Linked DNA regions of Homo sapiens: region 2 is linked to region 1. Evidence: chromatin loops called from intact Hi-C (ENCODE). Cell type or tissue: chondrocyte. All regions are shown on one strand. Links, peaks and the distances in the headings refer to the core of each region. The heading gives the core; the rest is flanking DNA.

What was found. A loop is a pair of places that touch in the nucleus more often than their neighbours do. Peaks named below come from ENCODE experiments on the same cell type or tissue, not always from the same donor. Only the 100,000 strongest peaks of a DNase experiment are listed, where the experiment ranks them.
Region 2: a loop joins it to region 1, with 4 times the contacts of the local background. A loop is called at or near these places in 1 of 110 quality-filtered maps.

The regions. Positions count from the first base shown.
Region 1 is chr22:44,815,885-44,826,199 of GRCh38, reverse strand. PRR5-ARHGAP8 (PRR5-ARHGAP8 readthrough) reads right to left here. Exons shown (of 15, transcript NM_181334.6): 9 at 3,731-3,829; 10 at 607-717. It overlaps ARHGAP8 (Rho GTPase activating protein 8), which reads right to left. Exons shown (of 12, transcript NM_181335.3): 6 at 3,731-3,829; 7 at 607-717. Among named protein-coding and RNA genes, the nearest start is that of ARHGAP8, 68 kb to the right of the region's middle. RefSeq lists a silencer at 5,326-5,425 and an enhancer at 9,781-10,315. In chondrocyte, for the core only: CTCF peaks have their summits at 5,194 and 5,411 (motif pointing left); no DNase peak of the experiment used is centred there.
Region 2 is chr22:45,425,862-45,435,172 of GRCh38, reverse strand. It overlaps RIBC2 (RIB43A domain with coiled-coils 2), which reads right to left. Exons shown (of 7, transcript NM_015653.5): 5 at 8,998-9,225; 6 at 4,107-4,273; 7 at 2,664-2,889. The coding sequence ends at 2,811. Among named protein-coding and RNA genes, the nearest start is that of RIBC2, 17 kb to the right of the region's middle. In chondrocyte, for the core only: no CTCF peak of the experiment used is centred there; DNase peaks (open chromatin) are centred at 4,012, 4,592, 5,042, 5,632 and 1 weaker place.

The DNA of each region.
Region 1 (10,315 bases), core at 1,169-9,168:
GTCTCTACCGGACCCAGGCCTATACATCACCATGAGAGGCAGCTGCCCACTGGCTCTGGAAGCTTCCTCCTAGCACGACACACCCCACACCTACACCTAAGCACATCCCATGACCACGCCCTCCTTGAAGGTGGTGGGAAGTGTCTGTGTACCCGGAGGGCAGGGGGCAGCAGTGATGGAAGCTGGGGCGGGAACCCCAGAGACCCCCATCCACTACCCACTGCCGGTCCCCCCAATCAGGCACAGAGCAGTGACACGCACCCCCCCGACCAGGCACCCAGCACGCGCCCCCCCAACGAGGCACGGAGCAGCAAGCACGCGCCCCCCAACCAGGCACCGAGCAGCGAGCACGCGCCCCCCAACCAGGCACCGAGCAGCGAGCATGCGCCCCCCAACCAGGCACCGAGCAGCGAGCACGCGCCCCCCCAACCAGGCACTGAGCAGCGAGCCACGGCCTCAGTGATGAGCTCAGGCTTTATCTTTCCTGCAGGGTTCAGCTTGGCTGCTGGAGACAAACGTCTGGGGAAAATATTTCTGGACCCAGAAGCGCCCCACAGCTCCCAGGGCTCCAGGGCATAGGAGCAGGCACATCCCCGGCTCACTTACTATTGCAGACTGACGCCAAACTGCTGTGTGGGCAGCGGGGGCCGCGGCGGTGGTGTCTTGGTGGGAGGCGGCGTCCGGCCCTCGTGCAGGCTCTGGAGCTTCTCATCGTACCTGTAGACACAACAGAGGCTGGGATCTCACCTGGCAGGGGCAGCTGGCAGCCACGGAGGCGCTGGGTGGGGCTGGATGCCCCACCTGCAGGACACCTGGGCATCTCATCCCTCTGGGCGCACGTGCCACACTGCCAGCTCACACACACACTCACATACACACAGTCACAATCCCCCATTGCTGTGGGCTGTTCGCATAAGAGGCAGTAGTCCAACCTCCAGCAAATGTCCAGTCTCTCCTGAGGCCCCTGGCCAGCAGAGCAGCCTCACCTGCTTACCATGCGGTCAGCCCCAAGGTGGGCGTGACCACCCTCAGCTCTCGCAAGTGTCTGAATTTAAGACGAGAGCTGGCCGGTAATGCTAAAGGAACCTCGTCCCTTTTGTTAATTACTTTATCCCCAGTGCCTGGAAAGGGCTTGCTGCCTACTAGATGCTCAATTAAAATATTTGTTGAATGAAACAAGAAACCCATGAATGAACAGATGGACTCTGAAAAGGATGGATAAACTCTGAAGGAGGTGGTTAAAGCCTTCGGGTGAAAAGAACCTCTGTGCTCGGCACGGTGGCTCACGCCTGTAATCCCAACACTTTGGGAGGCCGAGGCAGGTGGATCACTTGAGGTTAGGAGTTTGAGACCAGCCCGGCCAACATGATGAAACCCCATCTCTACTGAAAATACAAAAATTAGCTGGGCATGGTTGTGCACACCTGTAATCCCAGCTACTCGGGAGGCTGAGGTAGGAGAATCACTTGAACCCAGGAGGTGGAGGTTGCAGAGAGCCGAGATTGCGCCATTGCACTCCAGCCTGGGCGATAGAGCAAGACTCCATCTCAAAAAAAAAAAAAAAAGAAAAGAAGAAGAAAGAAAAGAAAAGACCCTCTGTGCTCAGGTAACAGTCCTTCCTTAACACAGGCAAATACGTATTGAAGCCCTACTATGTGCCGGGCACTGTGCATACAGCAGGGACCCGGCCACAGGATGGGGGGGCACATGACCATTAGTTGGCAGCTCGGGAGTGAGGCAGTCAGTGACACAAGATGGTGCAGGGTTAGGCACCCGACAATGCAGGAAAGGTCTGCGGAGAAGGTGGTGCACTGGACTGAGCCTGGCCAGCCAAGCACGTGTGAGCTGCTACCACGTGCGGTTGTTTTTTGTGAGTTAATCACAGCGCTCTGCGCCCCAAGTGGCTCCCCAGAGATGTCTCGGTCCCTCATGAGGGGCCTACTGTAGAGGGGTTATTTTGTCTACTTTACAGATTGGGAAACTGAGGCTTGTCAAGGTCTGGTGACATGCCCCAGGTCACAAGCTGGGATGACAGCCAGGATTCAGCACCCCAAGGCCCTGCCCTGCCGCTGTGCCAGTGGGTCTCAGCCTCTGGTGCTCGCAGCACCCACCAGGAAGTATGTGGGGGTGGAGAAAATCCAGACTCAGCCCCACCCCCAGTCTAGAAGCTGCTCATTTAAAAGCATCAGCATTGGACGTGTCCTCTGGGGTTCTGCTGCATGGCTATGGAACAGGGGTGCCGGCTGCCTACTGAGTAAGTTCAGGAGCTCCCAATGCCCAAGCCCAAGCCCCTCTCCCAAACCTCATCCCCTCTGACTCACAGGACCCTGCACCCTCAGTGTTGCCAGCCACCTGCACATTCCAGAGGCCCTAGACTGCACCCAGTACCCACTGAGAAGCCGGAGCTGCGTGTTTCACAGATGCCGTCCATTTCATCCCCAAATCACTCTCCCACACAGGAGGATGTGAGTTACCCTTTGTCACCAGACCAAATCACTTCCACCACAGAGCTGCTACAAATACATCTTCTGAGCCGTCTCCATGGACTCCCCCGGATCACTTTAGTGAGGTCTGGGAGTGGGGTCTTGCCAGGGCCCACGGGCGACCAGGGATTCCCATCATCCTCTCATGGCCTCCAGGTCCAGTTCACTCTCCTCTGCTTGGCACCAAGGACTCCCGGCCCAAGGTGACCTCCAGCTTCACGTTCACCAACTTCTGCCTGATCACATGGGACTTCTCACTGCCTCCAGATCTCCCAATATTTCACCCATATGTTTGCAGGAGGGCTTCCCTCTGCTGGAAATGTGCTTCCCTGGCCTCTTCATCTAGCCAACTGTCCCTGTGAAACTCACTTTAAGAGCTACCTCCTCCTAGAAGTCTTCCTGGATTACCCCCACACACCAGTCCCCTCCCCAGCTGGGTTCTGTGCCTCCTCTGGCCCCTGTCATCACTGATTTGTGGCCCTCACTAGTCTGAGAGTGTCATGAGGGCAGAGACCACACTCCCTAAACACCTCTATATCCCAGCACCTGCCATGTGACTTGGCGTCCGGAGAGAAGTTATTATCTCCATTACCCCTGCAAGGCTACCAGCCTTCCCTGCACGTACTTTGGCAAGGGCCTGCTCCTTCAAAGGAGCGCCTCAGAGAGGGAGACACAGGGGCAGAGGGAACCCAGGCTGGGGGTCCAGAGACCCAGGCTGGATCTGGCCGCGCCCTGTACTGGCTGTGTGGCATACGCCTTTCTGGGCAGCCTCTATTCATCTGGGCCTACATTTAAGCCTTGTAGCAGACACACCAATTAAGCTTTCAGCATCCAGGAGACAGGTCGTTTTCTAGAGCACCCGTGACGTCCCTGAGAACACTTCATTCTGTACACAGCGTTATCCACACGCCTGGGAAATTCTCCTAATTTTCTGCTCAAAAGCAAAAACGGTAAACACCAAGGCAACAAACGGCCGTTGCCATGTTAGGGCTTATTTTTTAAATCAGTTTTGCAATGGTGGGCGAGGAAAACATCCCGTCCTGTATACAACCTTTGCCATTTCATTTCTCTGAGTCAGCAGTTAGCACCTTTTGCTGCGGATCTTTGTCGATGCCGCAGATTTCTGAGCCAAATCTAGCCAAGCACACATTTGGAAATCAAGCCTTAAACATTCATGGGACTGAACCAAGCCCTTTGGAAGCACGAAGATGTATTGATGCGGCTTCTGGGGTCTAACAGGCACTTACCGCAAAACTTCGGGAGGGATGACCAGCTGGTCGTATTTAAGGTGTTCGTGGAGCTCACTCAGGTAGTTGAAATAGATGACTTTCTTCCCAAACTTGTGACTAAGAAAGCAGAAGCAAGAGAATAAAGAACGATTAGGCGCCAGCAGAGAGGCCGAGGGTTGCAGGGAGGGAGGGGGAGTTGGCGGCAGAACAATGCAGGCATTTTTCATATTAAGAAAATGTAAACGCTGACACGACTTAAAACCCGAACATAACACAAGCAGCGCACGCCGGGAGATATTTTGCTTTCACGAGATCTCCAATGCACCAAACACGCTGGAGTGGCTCATCTGCATAAAAATAAATATCTGCCTCCAATTTACATCTGCCCTGAATTTGCATATAGGAGATAGCGCGGAAGTGCCAAGAAGCGCTTTTGGGGGATGCAGGCTAGACAGGGGGCACTAAGCCACTGGCACAGAGAGAGCAGCTCTGAGGTTGAAGCCTGCCCCAGGGCAGCCTCAGTTGCTCGCGGTTTTGGGGTCAGTGGTGGCTTCACATTTGGCCACCTCTTCTAAGGAGAGGAACCAATGAGGCTCTCCAGGTTTGTCTCCAGGACAGTCTCTCGGACCCCAGGGAGCAGCGCAGCCACAAGGCCAGACATGCCCTGACCAGGTGCAGCAACTCCGTCTTCTCCCTCCTCTTGTGCCCCAGGGCAATTCACTCCCTCTCAGGGCCTGGGTCTGAAAGTGGGGGTTCTCCCTCCTAAGTGAGGGCGGAAGACAATGCAAGGCTATTTGCAGGTCTAGTCCACTGCCTGACGTCTGGTGGACATGCTCGCTGTGACGACTGCTATTAGTAACAAGGCTCAGCATGAATTGCAAAGTGGGGATCATTGACAGATGGATGCGAGCACGCCTTTATAAGAAGCCTGTAATCCCCGCCTTCTTTATGATAGTCTAGGTTTGGTTTTTGCCATAAATATATCATTTGAGTTTTATTTTGGAGGACAGTATTATTTCTTTATTGTATATGTTTAAGATATACAACTTTTTTTTTTTCGAGATGGAGTCTCGCTCTGTCACCCAGGCTGGAGTGCAGTGGTGTGATCTCGGCTCACTGCAAGCTCCGCCTCCTGGGTTCAAGTGATTCTCCTGCCTCAGCCTCCCAAGTAGCTGGGATTAAGGTGCACACCACCACGCCTGGCTAATTTTTGTATTTTTAGTAGAGACGGGGTTTCAACATGTTAGCCAGGATGGTCTCGATCTCCTGACCTCGTGATCCGCCCGCCTTGGCCTCCCAAAGTGCTGGGATTACAGGCATGAGCCACCGTGCCTGGCCAAGATATACAACTATTAATGTGGGTAAAGAATTATGTTGTTACTGGAAAAGGAAAGTTATGTATTCAGCCAAACCGAAGATATTTTATGTTATTTTATGACAATTTGAAAGTCTTGAAATAAGTATTCATGTATTTTCAATGTCGTTTATTTTGTGAAATCAAAATAATTCAAGTTACCGTGGCAAAAACAAAAAATACGGAGATCATGACAGGTAGGAGAATCCAAAGGGACAGCGGCCGCCCAGTGCTCAGCCCAAAGCTCAGCCCACAGCTCAGTCCAGCGCCAGCACCAGCGCCAGGTGGTTCCTAAAGGAGCCCCGAGGGAGGCCGAGCTGTGTGCACTGGCTCCCCCTAGTGGACGAGAAAGAATCGGACCCGGGGGCTGAGGGAGGAGGGCGGGGATTGCCAGGTTTCTGTATTCAAGGACACTGCCAGGTAGGCCAGGGAACCCGGGCTGAAGGCTGGGGCTGCAGAATAGCCACCAAAGTGCAGTGTGCCCCTCACCCCAAGCACAAGGGGAGGGAGGAAAGCGGGGCCTGCCTTAGTGCCTGCACCCCAGCCCCCGGAGGGAAGGGGCTGGTGGGACCCCTGCAGGAGTGTCCTCACCGCCTGCCCATTTAGACGCCACAGGACTCGGGGACAGTCTGGTCTCTGCTGGAAGGATGCCGGAGGGTGTCCCCGGGGCTGTGAAGTACTGTCAACGTCCTGTGTGATGGGCGGGAGGAACCCACTAAGGGCAAAGGGAGTCTTGCCCCTCTGCAGGAACCATTCTCAGGGACAGAGGTGCCCGCTTCAGAGCTGCAGGGAGGCCTCCCATGCCCAGCCCCTCACCTTCCTCTCTGCAACCTCCCTGACCTGTCCTGCAGGCCAGGCTCTGCCAAACACGGACTCTGGGACAGGTGCAGCCAGGGCCCTGCCACTTGCCTCTCCTCTCGGGAAAGGGCCCACAGGCCAGCTCAGCCAGGGGCTCCCAACACGGCGTGCGGCAGAGTTGCTGGGGTTTTGTTAGACCTGCAGCCACAGGCACCACCTGCGGGGATCTGAGTCAGGAGGTCTGGCGAGACCCAGGGCCTCAGAGTTCCTCTACTTCCTTCATTTACAAATGAGGACTTGGGAAACAGAGAGGTTATGTGGCTGCCCAAGATCTCACAGGCAATGGGCTGCGGAGCCCAATCTGGGCTCCAGAGCCCCAGCCCAATTCCTATGGTCCTCTCCTGGCAGCTGCTTATGTCCAGGCATGAGGCAGAATGAGGGGTAGAACCACACAGGCTCAGGTTGGATCCCAGCCCACGCCCCCTCTCATGGTGCGACTTGGGCGTAACCTCTCTGAGCACCAACCTCCTCTTCTTTGGAATGGGGAAAATGTGGCTGACTTCACAGTACTGTTTTGCGGTGCTGGCACATAAGGTGCGTAAGATATTGGAATCAAATTAATACAAAAGGGTAGTTTTAAAAGATTTTTTTTTCTTTTTTCTGAGGTGGAGTTTCGCTCTTATTGCCCAGGCTGGAGTGCAATGGCGCGATCTTGGCTCACTGCAACCTCCGTCTCCCGGGTTCAAGCGATTCTCGTAGCTCACCCTCCTGAGTAGCTGGGATTACAGGCGCCTGCCACCACTCCCCGCTAATTTTTTGTATTTTTAATAGAGATAGGGTTTCGCCATATTGGCCAGGCTGGTCTCGAACTCCTGACCTCAGGTAATCTGCCCACATTGGCCTCCCAAAGTGCTGGGATTACAGGGGTGAGCCACCACGCCCAGCCAACTTAAAAACATTTTAAATCAGGGCCAGGTGCAGTGGCTCATGCCTATAATCCCAGCACTTTGAGAGGCCGAGGCTGGAGGATTACTTGAGGTTAGGAATTGGAGAGGAGCCTGGGTAACATGGCAAAACCCTGTCTCTACTAAAAGTTCAAAATTTAGCTGGGCATGGTGGCGTGCCTGTAGTCCCAACTACTTGGAAGGCTGAGGTGGGAGGATCACCTGAGTCCAGGAGTTCGAGGCTACAGTGAGCCGTGATGGCACCACTGCACTCCAGCCTGGGCAACAGACTGAGACCTTGTCTCAAAGCAATGAAACAAAACAAAACAACAACAAACAAAAAACACAGTACTAGCAGCTAACATTGAGTATTTGCCTGGCAGGCCCTATTCTAAACAGTCAACATGGTGCGCTCCTATAATCCCAACACTTTGAGAGGCTGAGAAAGGAGGATCACTTGAGGCCAGGAGTTCCAGTCCAGCCTGGGCAACATAGCGAGACCCTGTCTCAACAAAAAATTGTTTTAAACTAGCTGGGCACAGTGGTGCGCACCTGTAATCCCGGCTATGTGAGAGGCTGAGGTGGGAGGACCACTTGAGCCCAGGAGGTTAAGGATGCAGTGAGCCATGATTGCACCACTGCACTCCAGCCGGGCTGATGGAACAAGAACCTATGAAAAAAAAAGAGAAAAGGAAGGAAGGAAGAAAAATAAAATAAACACTATATGTATTAAGTCAGTGAATTATTATGACAATGGAATGACTTAAATAGCCTTGTCAGCCACATGGGGAAACTGAGGCAGAGAGGGGTTGGCTCTTTTGTTGAGGGTAATGGGTAATGGATGGCAAGGGGCAGAGCAGTCGAGCCCAGGCAGTCTGGTGCCATCACCATCACGCTGCCACGTGGAAAACAGGAGGAGCAGGTGAATTTTTTTTTTTTTTGAGACTGGAGTCTCACTCTTGTTGCCCAGGCTGGAGTGCAATGGTGTGATCTCGGCTCACCGCAACCTCTGCCTCCTGGATTCAAGTGATTCTCCTGCGTCAGCCTCCCAAGTAGCTGAGATTACAGTCATGCGCCACCACGCCCAGCTGATTTTTGTATTTTTAGTAGAGACGGGGTTTCACCATGTTGGTCAGGCTTGTCACGAACTCCTGACCTCAAGTGATCCTCCCATCTCGGCCTCCCAAAGTGCTGGGATTACAGGCGTGAGCCACTGTGCCTGGCCAAGCAGGTGAACTTTTTTTCCAAGAACCTTAGAGGTTTCTAGAACTCTTAAGTACAACAAAGTCTGACTCTGTCGCCCAGGCTGGAGTGCAGTGGTGCTATCTCAGCTCACTTCAGTCTCTGCCTCTCGAACTCAAGCAATCCTCCCACCTCAGCCTCCTGAATAGCTGGGACTAAGGTACGCGCCACCATGCCTGGCTGATTTTTATCTGTTTTGTAGAGGCGAGGTTCCGCCATGTTACCCAGGCTGGTCTTAAACTCCTGGGCTCAAGTGATCCACCTGCCTTGGCCTCCCAAAGTGTTGGGATTACAGGTGTGAGCCACCATGCCTCGCCCTCTAAGGACTTTTCTCTGTTTTTTGAGATGGAGTTTCGCTCTTGTCACCCAGACTGGAGTGCAATGGTGCAATCTTGACTCACTGCAACCTCTGCCTCGTGGGTTCAAGCCTCAATTCTCCTGCCTCAGCTTCCTGAGTAGCTGGGATTATACGCGCCCACCACCACACCCGCTAATTTTTTGTGTTTTTAGTAGAGACGGGGTTTTGCCATGTTGAGCAGGCTGGTCTTGAACTCCTTACCTCAGGTGATCCGCTAGCCTCAGCCTCCCAAAGTGCTGAGATTACAGACGTGAGCTATTGCGCCCAGCCCCTCTAAGGACTTTTCTAAGGTAAATGACAGGACTAGCTTTTTTGCTATGTCAAATATGTCACATGTCACATAGGGCACAAGGGTGCTGGGCCTGGTTAAACACAAACAAAACCTCACCTTCCAATAGGGGAATGTGTGCGGCATAGGCCAGTAGGTGAGAAAAACTGGCAGGAAATTCTAGTGACATGAAAGGAGCTCTTTGGCCCCAAAAATCTCTCCTTCTATTAAGCAGGAGCTGACTCAAGTCTGCTGCTCTGGGAATTCTCCCAGTGTGCCTCAGGACCACACGATTCAGTCCCTGGAATGACAGCTTTGGGAGCTGATAAGAAAAGAAGGCCGGGCATGGTGGCTCACGCCTGTAATCCCAGGACTTTGGGAGGCCGAGGCGGGTGGATCAACCTGAGGTCAGGAGCTTGAGACCAGCCTGGCCAACATGGTGAAACCCCGTCTCTACTAAAAACACAAAAATTAGCCAGGCGTGGTGGCAGGTGCCTGTAATCCCAGCTACTTGGGAGGCTGAGGCAGGAGAATCGCTTGAACCCAGGAGGCAGAGGTAGCAGTGAGCCGAGATGGCGCCATTGCACTCCAGCCTGGGGGACAAAAGCGAGACTTCGTCTCAAAAAAAAAAAAAAAAAAGAAAGAAAGAAAGAAAAAAGAAAGAAAAGAAAGGCTCCAAGCCGCCTGGCAGGGCAGTTCTTTTTTTTTTTTTTTTTTTTTGAGACAGGGTCTTGCTTGTTGCCCAGGCTGAAATGCAATGGCACAAACACAAGCCACTGCAGCCTTGAAGTCCTGGACTCAAGCAATCCTCCTGCTTTGGCCTCCCGTGTAGCTGGGACCACAGGCGCATGCTACACATCCGGCTAATTTTTATATTTTTTATAGAGGTGGGGCTCACTTTCTTGCCCAGGTCACACTCCTGGGCTCAAGTGATCCTCCTGCCTTGGCCTCCCAAAGTGCTATGATTAGTAGCATGAGCCACTGTGTCTGGCTGCAGAGTAGCTCTCGATGTGCCCAAGGACCAGTGCTTGCCAACATTCCTCTGAGTACCAGTCACATTAAGAGACAAAGGGACACAGGGACAAGGGTGGGACGGGGCAGTGTAGCCCTTGGGGCGGGAGACGGCTGGTGGGAAGACAGGCAGGTGCCTGAGAGCCTGAGCTGTCCATGCTCCTGGGGGGCCGAGATGCTTCCCAGGGATGGATGGGGAAATGGGAAGGAGACAGTGTGGATTCCGAGGTCCCAGCTGGCATTCCAGCTCTGTCTGAGTGCTCCCTGTACACGGAGCGTCACACCCACTCACACGGTGTCTGTGGGGCACGAGAAGAGACCTGTGTCAGCAGCAGCCTCAGAGCCACGAGTGGGCTTCAACAAGTGGAAGGAGCCGAGGGGGGAGATGGCAAAGGCCTGTGAGATGCAAACCTCTGGGGAAGAATGACGACCCCTCCAGGGATGCGCCTCCCTGTCCCCAGAGGCTTCATCCTAGGGAGGCCCTCCAGGAGTCCTCCCGCCCTCTCACAGAGGCAGCCACCTCACCTGGCTATCCTGACCCGTCTGGTGCACACCTGCGCCCTCCTGCTCTGAGCCCCTCCCTCGCCTGCAGAACTCACCCAGGGAGGGCCAGAGCCACCGTGCAAGA
Region 2 (9,311 bases), core at 71-8,070, 610 kb before region 1:
ACAGGGAAGACCACAGGAAGAGGAAGGCACAGATCAGAGTGATGCATGTACAAGCCAAGGAACACCAGAGATCACCAGCAAACTACCAGGAGCTGGGGCAGAGGCCCGGAACAGATCCTTCTTCGCAGCCTCAGAGGGAAGCAACACAGCCTACACCTCAATTTGGACTTCTGGCCTCCAGCACCTCGAGGAACTCTAAGTTTCTCCTGGTTAAGCCACTCAGTCTGCAGGCATTTGTTAATGGCAGCCTGGGAAATGAGTACACCCCGAACCCCTTTCCCTACAGGGAGTGTCCGTGTTACCGTTAGTCACTGTGAAAATACGCAGCTCCAGTTCAGGAAACAAGGGGTGAGCAGCTGGCTGAGAGTTTTGAAGCCCTGGGATCCGCATGGTGGCCCTGCCTGGTGCAGTGAGAACAGTGAGGTCCTTCATTTTGTGGATGCAAAACGAGGCTAAGCAGCTGCTTTCCAGCGGTGCGATGGGGGCAGTTTAAAGAGACCACCTGCCCAAGAGGCCCAGTGGGAGCCTGGTACACAGGGCGTGCTAACAAACCGACTCTCGCCCTCCCCTCTCTGGCTTTACATCACAATCCACACTCTAGTTACAGGTCCTGAGGCAGTCCCCTGGGTCCCACCCGTGGTCCCACACCAGCCTGGGGGTGGCAGCATTACTTGATCGACTGTGAATTTGAACAACGTCTTCAGTGTGGTCATTTGTTCAAATGCTTTGCCTGGGAGCCCGTGTGGGCCTGGATCCAGAGGGAGGCATAAAGTCTGTCTGCAAAGCCTTGCCTCCCTTTTGGCAGCCCCTGGGTGGCCTGAGCCTGCTGGGCTGCTAGAGCACACCCAGCCCTCTCTGCCTGGCCGACAACTCTCTCCAAGCTCCCCTTTTGCCTTCAGGATAAAGTCTGCAGCCTTCCTCGTCGGCCCGCCTGCTCCTCACACCTTGGCCACACACCTCTTCCTTCCACCCCCACCCCACACCAGACCCCAGGCCCTCTACACACCCACCTCAGCGGATACTGCCCTGCCACTTCTCTCCTGGACACCGCAGTGCCTTTGTTTATGCCTGCTAGCAAGTCCAGCCCCACTCTGTCCACCTAAAAACCCTACCGATCCTGAGGCTCAGGTGAAACGTCAGCCAGTGAAGGGTCTGAGCATGGGAAGAACCAGAGGGGCATTTAGACGGAGGGTAAAGTGAGCTAAGCTGTCTGCACTGGAGTATCCAGCTCTATCTCAGCTAAGGATAACATGCCAAGAGCTGCCATCTGTCAATGGCCCTGGGTATATGGCCCCACAAGAAACCCATGTGGAGGAGGAAGAGGTTAACTGGGGTGGGGGAACCCAGTGATTTCTAGGCTTTGGGGCCAGAAATCCTGTCCTTGACCTCAAGGACAGGGCTGGACTTAGTCCCCACTCTCAGTGGAAAATGCCTCCCCACACCTCCTGCCTGGCAATTTCCAAGTCACTCTTCAAGTGTGGCCTGCAGCAGATAGCTAGTTGTCCCCTAATATGTATTACTTCATTTGTATACAGTTGTAGAATGATGGTCTGGTCACACGGTCAGCCAGCTAAGCTTCCCAGCCTCCATTCACGTAGGTGTGGTCACATGACTGAATTCTGCTCCATGCGATACAAGCGGAGGTGAAATGCACTTTCCATGCCATGTCTCCATGTTGTCATGGAGAAGTAGCATGCCGACCCCCTTCTTTTTTGCCTTTCCTCCTCGCTGCTGGCCAGAGCGTGGCAGGATGGTGGAGGCCGGAGCAGCATCCTGGACCACAAGACAGGAGCTGCGTGTGGCAGCGGAGAGGACAGAGCCACAAGCTGGAAGGAGCCTCAGCAGAGCCACCATATGAGCTTGCACTTCTATGAGAGCAGAAATTAGCCTCTGGTTTTGTTTTTGTCTGTTTGTTTTTTTGACAGAGTCTTGCTCTGTCGCTAGGCTGGAGTGCAGTGGCGCAATTTTGGCTCACTGCAACCTCCACCTCCTGGGTTCAAGCAATTCTCCTGCCTCAGACTCCCAACTAGCTGGGACTACAGGCGCGCACCACCACGTCCGGCTAATTTTTGTATTTTTAGTAGAGACGGGGTTTCACCATGTTGGCCAGGATGGTCTTGAACTCCTGACCTCATGATCCGCCCACCTCAGCCTCCCAAAGTGCTGGGATTACAGGCGTAAGCCATAGTGCCTGGCCGAGCCTCTGTTGTGTCAAGGCCACTGCTGTTTCAGGTCAGCTGTAGGAGCTGGCCGAGTGAAGTGCCTGAGAGCCACTTATCCTTGGGTTCAATCCCAAGCGCCCACACTTCCTGGGGGTATGACCTCGCCAAGTCACTTAACGTGTCTGTAACTCAGGTTATTCAACTAGAAAATGTGAGTAGTAAAAATACGCACCACCAGCTGTTGTGAGAATCACATTAGTGAATTCTACATGAAGTGTTTGGATTTGCACAGAGCTCGCATTTGGCAGCAGTAACGATTACTGCAGCTGAACCTAGAGTCTGTGCGGAACACAGGCCCACCTTAAATACCACCTTAAATACCACCTCTCTCTAGGGTGGCCCTGAGCAGGCCCGTGTGGAGCTACTTCCTAGAGCCCCACTCAAGACCTTCGCTGAGCTGAGTTGAACAGAAACGAATGTTCCTCACAGAAATACACGGGAGAGGTTAGATAAATGTTTTGTCCACAGTGGACGATTACAGCTGAAGGGTACTTGTGGCCCAAGGAGTGTATCTTTAAAAAAGAAACGTGACTCTTTAAGGTAGCCACTCTTTATACGTGAATGACGGGAACAAGGGTGTGTTCCTCATTATCGACTTCCTGTATTAAATTGTGTGAAATAGTCTCCCGTGGGTTGATTTGTATAGACTTCATTCATATATTTTTTCCTGATAACAAAATGAGAAAAAAAAAAGGTCAGCAAATGTGTATACTTCCTATTCTTTCTTTTTTTTTTTTTTGAAAAGGCACACAAACTTTTTATTAGTGTGTTATCCCCAAAATACAGAATACGTTTCATACCTAATGAGCCCCCCAAAATGATCCATCTCAACCGCTCCTCAGCGGCGAGGGTCACTTTTTAATTACACTGCAGTTAGATTAGGGACTTACACCAGTAACATTTGGGGACATAAGAAAATTAAATCTCCGTGGGTGTTCACCCTGTTTGATTTCTCAGATCATTCTTTTCTTGTTTTTAGAGACAACATCTCTCTCTGCCACCCAGGGTGGAGTGCAGTGGTGCGATCATTGCTCACTGCAGCCTCCAGCCCCTGGGCTCAGGCCATCCTCCTGCCTCAGCCTCCCCAGTAGCTGGGATTTCAACTGTGTGCCACCATGCCTGGCTAATTTTTGTCTTTTTAGTTTAGTTTTATTTTAGTTTCACCATGTTGGCCAGTCTGGTCTCAAACTCCTGACCTCATAATCCGCCCGCCTCAGCCTCCCAAAGTGCTGGGATTACAGGCGTGAGCCACCGAGCCCAGCCCTCAGATCACTCTTAATGCTCCTTTTAGGCCTTCAGCAGAAGTGATAACAGATGGACCCACAAGCAACCAGATATCGGATTGGAGAAAATATTCCTGGGTCCCCCCTGAGTTTAAGCCAAGAGCTAGATAAATAAGTAAATAAATACTGTGTTTTTCAGGTGCAAGTTCACCTGTTTGCTTGCATTTGACATCTTCTTGTAGCTGGAGCTCTGAACTCTTGGAGTCCTGTCTATAACCAAGAGACTCCAGGCTTTTCTGGGGCAGCCCAGGAGCCCCTCTCTCTACCTGGAAAGCCGTCCCTGAATAGGCAGTGCCATCCTCCTCCTGGGTCTCACCAATGAAGCCTCCTCCAGGAAGCCTTCCTGACTCCCCCAGCAGACTCAGTGCTCTTCCCTGGGGCTTTCCGGTGCCCTCCACCCATGCACCCCGTGTGGACAGCAGTGACCTGTGGCCCATGGGTCTGTCAACCCAAGCCAGCCCACTTGAGGTCCACAGTGTCCAGATGAGGACCACCAGGGCGGGGTGTTTCCCCTCCTGCCCCCTCCTCGTCCTTGACCTCCACAGCCCCGCGGTCCCTCCACCCGGTCCCCCACCTGGCCCTGGTCCCACCCAGCACTCACTGCAAATGCTGCTCCTTGGCCAGGCTGAGGTTGCTGCTGTCCAGAGCTCTGCGCAGGTCGCGCTGCCGCCGCCACTGCTGCCGCTCAAACAGCAGGGTGGCGCGAGCCCCCTGAATCCTCCGCCGGTCCCAGTCCAGGTCTCGCTGGCGCTTTTCTTCCTGGAGCCTCTGGAAGGAAAAGAGGCGGCTCACCACCACCTTTCCCCAGAGCCAAAGAACCCCAGGGGATTATCTAGGAGGCCTGGCCTCTCATTCTACAGATGGGGAAACTGAGGCTCAGAGGACGAGCAGGTAGGTGACCGATGTCATGCAGGAAGCCAGAGGAGACCCCCAGCCTGCCCTCATTCCATGTGGCCCAGCTGCCCTCCCCCGTCAGGAGGTGCTGGCCGTCCTCCTTCTCCTAAAGGCACAGCAGGGACTCAATTCCTACAGCAGCCTCCACTCCCAGCTCCGGGGTGCAGGGCTCCCAGGTGCAGGCTGGGCCCAGAGTCTTCCTTCTCAGGTCCTCAGGGGGCTCCCTGGCTCAGTCAGCTGTCAGATGCCACCTCCATGAGCCATGGCCGGCTGCCCCACAGCTGAACGCAGATCACCTGGGCAGCTTCCAGAACATGCAGACACCACAGCCTCACCCGGTGACAGGAAGGTTATGGTCCTAGAGGGGCACCCCAACCCCTGAGTTGCTATGTTTCAGCTCATTCCTCACTGCCCTCCTCACTGTGAAAACTCTGGAGCCCTGGAAGAGGAAGCTGGATTTGTGTGGAGGAAGGGGTACTTCCCCGTGTGTTGTCAGCTTTGTTAGGGCTGAAGACGAGTCCCCTTTGCCCACGTTTGCCATTTTTAGGGCAGAGCCTCCTCCCGCCAAATAAGCAAGGATGTGTCCGGTGAGTGGCACGGGGGTCTGGGCGGCCCCATCCTGGGACTGAAGGCAGGCTGGCGGGCTTTGTCACCCACGAGGCAAGTCACCCTGCTCTCATGAACCTCAGTGTCCCCCGCTGTAAAGCCAGGCTGCTCTCAGGAGCCCAGGGTCATCACACAAGCTGCTTGGTGGCAAACAGGGAATGGCATGGGACACACTCACCCGGGCTAAGAGCAAAGCAGACAGCCCAGCTGTTTGAGGTGAGATCTCAACTTTCCCAGTTACCTCCAAGCATAGAAAAGGGGATGGAGGCAAGGACCCAGAAAGGAAGCGGGCAGTAGTTCTGAGTGGGGAGGTTTCATGTGTGTTTTTCCCCCTTTGTGCTTTTCTGTCTTCTTAATTTTCTACAAAAAATGAAAACTAGACAGCAATACTGCTTTCAGGATGGCCGGCCGATCTCCTGTGCCAGATGGTCCAGGCAGAGCGGCAGTCCTGAAGCACAGAGCAGGGCCCTGGACCCCCATTCCAGCCCCGGCGCCCTTTCCACCTTGGACTACTTCCTGAACTTCACGCCCCCTGCCTGCCCAGGTCCCGGCCCCACTGCAGCCTCCCACACATGTGCACCTCTGGCCTGCAGGGAAGCAGGTGGACGAGCTGCCCCACCCACTCCTCATGCCCTGGTCCACGCCACCGCCACTGTCCCTCCTCCTCCCCAGACCCACCAGATCAGAAGCTTACACCAACTATGGCACCTGCCACCCCAGCCTGGCCTCTTCCACCCACTCTTTGCAGGTTTGAGACCCTCTCCAGATCTCTCCTGCCAGGATTCTCAGTGGTTTCAGCACACACAGAGACAGCCCTCTCTTGTCCCCAGCTGCTCAGCTCTCCTGCCTCCTCTCCAAAGATCTAGTCCCGGCTTCACCTTCTCACCCACTGGGCACACCCTACCAGTGGTTCTCAAACTTGAGTAGGCATCAGAATCCCCTGGGGGCTTTCGAAACCACAGACTGCAGGCCCCACCCGGCCGATGCTGTGGGTCCGGAGACCCTCCCTTTGGGACCCTCCACCCTTCCGTTGTCATTACCAATAACAGTCTCACTGCTCTAACCTGTCTCTTCCACTCTCTCTCCAAGTCCCTGATTCCAATGATTATGCCCCCCGCAAAGTGTGACCTCCAGTCTGCTGGCCGCCACTTTTCCAATCTCTCTCTGGCCCCCTGGTTCGTCTCATGGCAGATGCTCCCAGGCCAATACCCTCGGCCCCCTGAGTCCTTCACTTGATCAGGCAGGCGGTGACCACAATGAATCTGGCTAAGCATGGTGGGGGACACCCTGACAGTGCTCTCTGGGGTGACCCAGACTATGGGGTGACCCAGACCTATGGGGTGACCCAGTCATCTGACTATGACCCCCTAGTGGGCCCTGGGCACTGTCTGACCATCCTGTCCCCTTCCTCCAGGCTGTTCCCTCTCCAGCTCTTCTAGATGACCACTTAGCACTAACTCCCCCCGGCCCTGCTCAGTTCTACTTCTAAAAGGTAGAAAATGACGGTCACTTCAGTGGTCCTGAGCCACAGCCCCCAGTACAGATCAACTCAGGTCTCAATTCTGTTCACCCGCAAGCTCCCGCCCTGATGCCCCTTCCCGTGACTCCAGTGATGGCTCTGAGCTCCCAGAGGCCACACCAAGCCCTCAACTAGCACTCCATGTCCCTCGCTCTCCTGCAGCCCAGGGACACGGCTCCAGCAAGTCTCTCCTCTGGCATCAATTTCCCCCTCTACTGCATCACTCCGGCTGAATGACAAGCATGCTGTTATTTCTACAATCAAGACAAACAAAAACTTTCCCTTCACCTCATGGCCCCCACCAGCTCCTACTCCATTTCTCTGCACCCTTTACAGCAAACGCCTTGTAAGTGCTGTCTGCATGTGCCATCTCCATTCGTTTCCTGCCTGTTCTCTCTTGAGCCCATTAGGCTGGCAGCCCCACTCCTCTGCCAAACATGCTCCTTCCTGACAGGGTCCCTGGTGACTGCCATGGTGCTGGATCCAGCGTTTAGCCTGAGCATGGCAGCAGCGTTTGACCCAGGGGTTCCCCTCTCCTTCCCTCCCAAACACCTTTCCTCACTTGGCCTCCAGGAAACCACGGCTTGCATCTGTCCACCTCCCTGGCGGCCCCTTCTCAGATGCCTTTGCTCTTTATCAACAGTGGTGGTGAGAAGGGGGGTGCTGGGGAGGTGGGAGCAGGACTCAGTCCTCAGCTTTAAATACTCTCTGTAGGGCCGGGCATGGTGGCTCACGCCTGTAATCCCGGCACTATGGGAGGCTGAGGTGGGTGGATCACTTGAGACCAGGAGTTTGAGACCAGCCTGGCCAACATGACGATACCCTACCTCTACAAAAAATACAAAAAGCAGCTGGGTGTGGTGGTGCATGCCTGTAATCCCAACTACTGGGGAGGCTGAGGCAGGAGAATCGCTTGAACTCAGGAGGCAGAGGTTGCAGTGGGCCGAGACTGCATGACTGCACTCCAGCCAGGGTGATAGAGTGAGACTGTCTCAAAATACATGCATACATTCTCTCTGTAGGTGACGACTCACATTTATGCCTCTGGCCCAGACCTTGTTCTGAGCCCTATGTTACATATCCAGCTGCCTCCTGGGCTTTAATTGGAGATTGTGGCAGAAAATACTACTTGTCTCCCAGTAACCATTTTTCGTTCTTCTTTAGTAAAACAATCACCAGCACTTCACTGTCTGGAATAAACGCATTTCCTTGACTTCTTTAGAGTTAGGGGCAACCTTGTGACTAAGTGTTGTCCAGTGAAATGTAAGTGGAAATCTCCTTAGAGTGTTCTCCATTCCTCCTTCCTGGTAGCTGGACTATGCATGTGATGGCTGGTGCTCAAGCAGCCATCTTGCACTAAGAAGTGAGAGCCAGGAGCCAAGGATAGCAGGACATCAGTCAATGACCACAGAGCTGCCATACCAGCCCTGGACTGTTTTCCTGAGGATTTAGTCTACTTGCAAGAGAGAAAGTTCTATTTTGTTTAAGATGCTGTTATGTGTGGTTTTCTGCCACATTCAGGCAAATGTAATCCTAATAGATACAGATATCTAATGGACTTTGCACACTTGACGTATCCAAAATTGTAACTCTGATTTCCACCCCTCCCCACCCACCAACCTGCTCCTCCCACCACCTTCCCCATCTCTGGAAATGCCAATTCCATCCCTCTAGTTGCTCAGGCCACAGGACCTAGAGTCGCCTTTAACTCCTCTCTTTCACACGTCCCCACCCAATCATGCATCCAATCCTGTCGACTCTACCTTCAAAACAGATCCAGAATCTGACCATTGCTCAGCACCCCCACTGCCTGCCCCGTGGTCCCAGCCAGCATCACCTCTCGCTGTGAACACTGCAAAGGCCTTCCTGGAGATCTCCTTCCTTCCCCCTCAGCCCCTAGTGTCTGCCCTCAATCCAGGGGGATCACGCTGGGGATCCTGTTCAACCTAAGTCAGATCCTGTCACTTCTCTGTCCAAAACCCTGCAGAGTTCCCCGTCTCCGTCACAGAAGAAGCCAAAGTCCTCCCCAGTGGACTGCCAGGACCTCGACCGTCTGCCTCTGAGGCCTCCGTACCTGCCCCTCTCCTCACTCCACTCTAGTCACCAGGCTCCACGCCCTTCTCTGAGCAGGTCTGGCAGGGTCCTGCCTCAAGGCCTTTGCCCTTGCAGCTCACCCTGCCCGGTCGCCCTTTTCCCAGGTAGACACATGGCTCCCTCCCTACCCTCTTTTGGGTCTTTGCTTCAATGTCTTCCCATTCTACTGTCCTCTATCTTGGCACTCCTACTCCTAATGCCACATCATACGGGTGTGACACTATCTGGCTCTTGTCTCCCACCGACTAGAAGGGAAACTCCTTGAGGGCAGGTGCTAGGGCAGAGCACAAGGCCTGCTACAACTACATTTGTGCCTGGAAGGCAGTGGGAGCAAAGAGCCTGGCTCTATGGGCTCTGGAAAAAGGGGCGGGGCAGTCACCAGCTTCTCCTGGATTTGCTGCTTCTGGACTAGGCGGATCTGCTCCAGCTGCTCCTGGGTCATGCCCTTCCAGCGGTCAGGGACCACGCGGTGGGGCCCGAAGGAGCTGGCTGCCTGCTGCGGGTTCTCGGAGAGCAGGTCCCCACGCAGGAGGTTGGTGATCTCGGCCAAGTTGTCCTCTTGTTCTTGCTTTTTCTCTTGCTTTTTCCTTTCCACTGACTCGATGGCCTAAGCAGGTGAAGACATTAAAGAAGATGGTCCGAGTGACCCCAGGGGCATTCTGACACCCAGGCCAGCAAATCTCACTGGGGGCC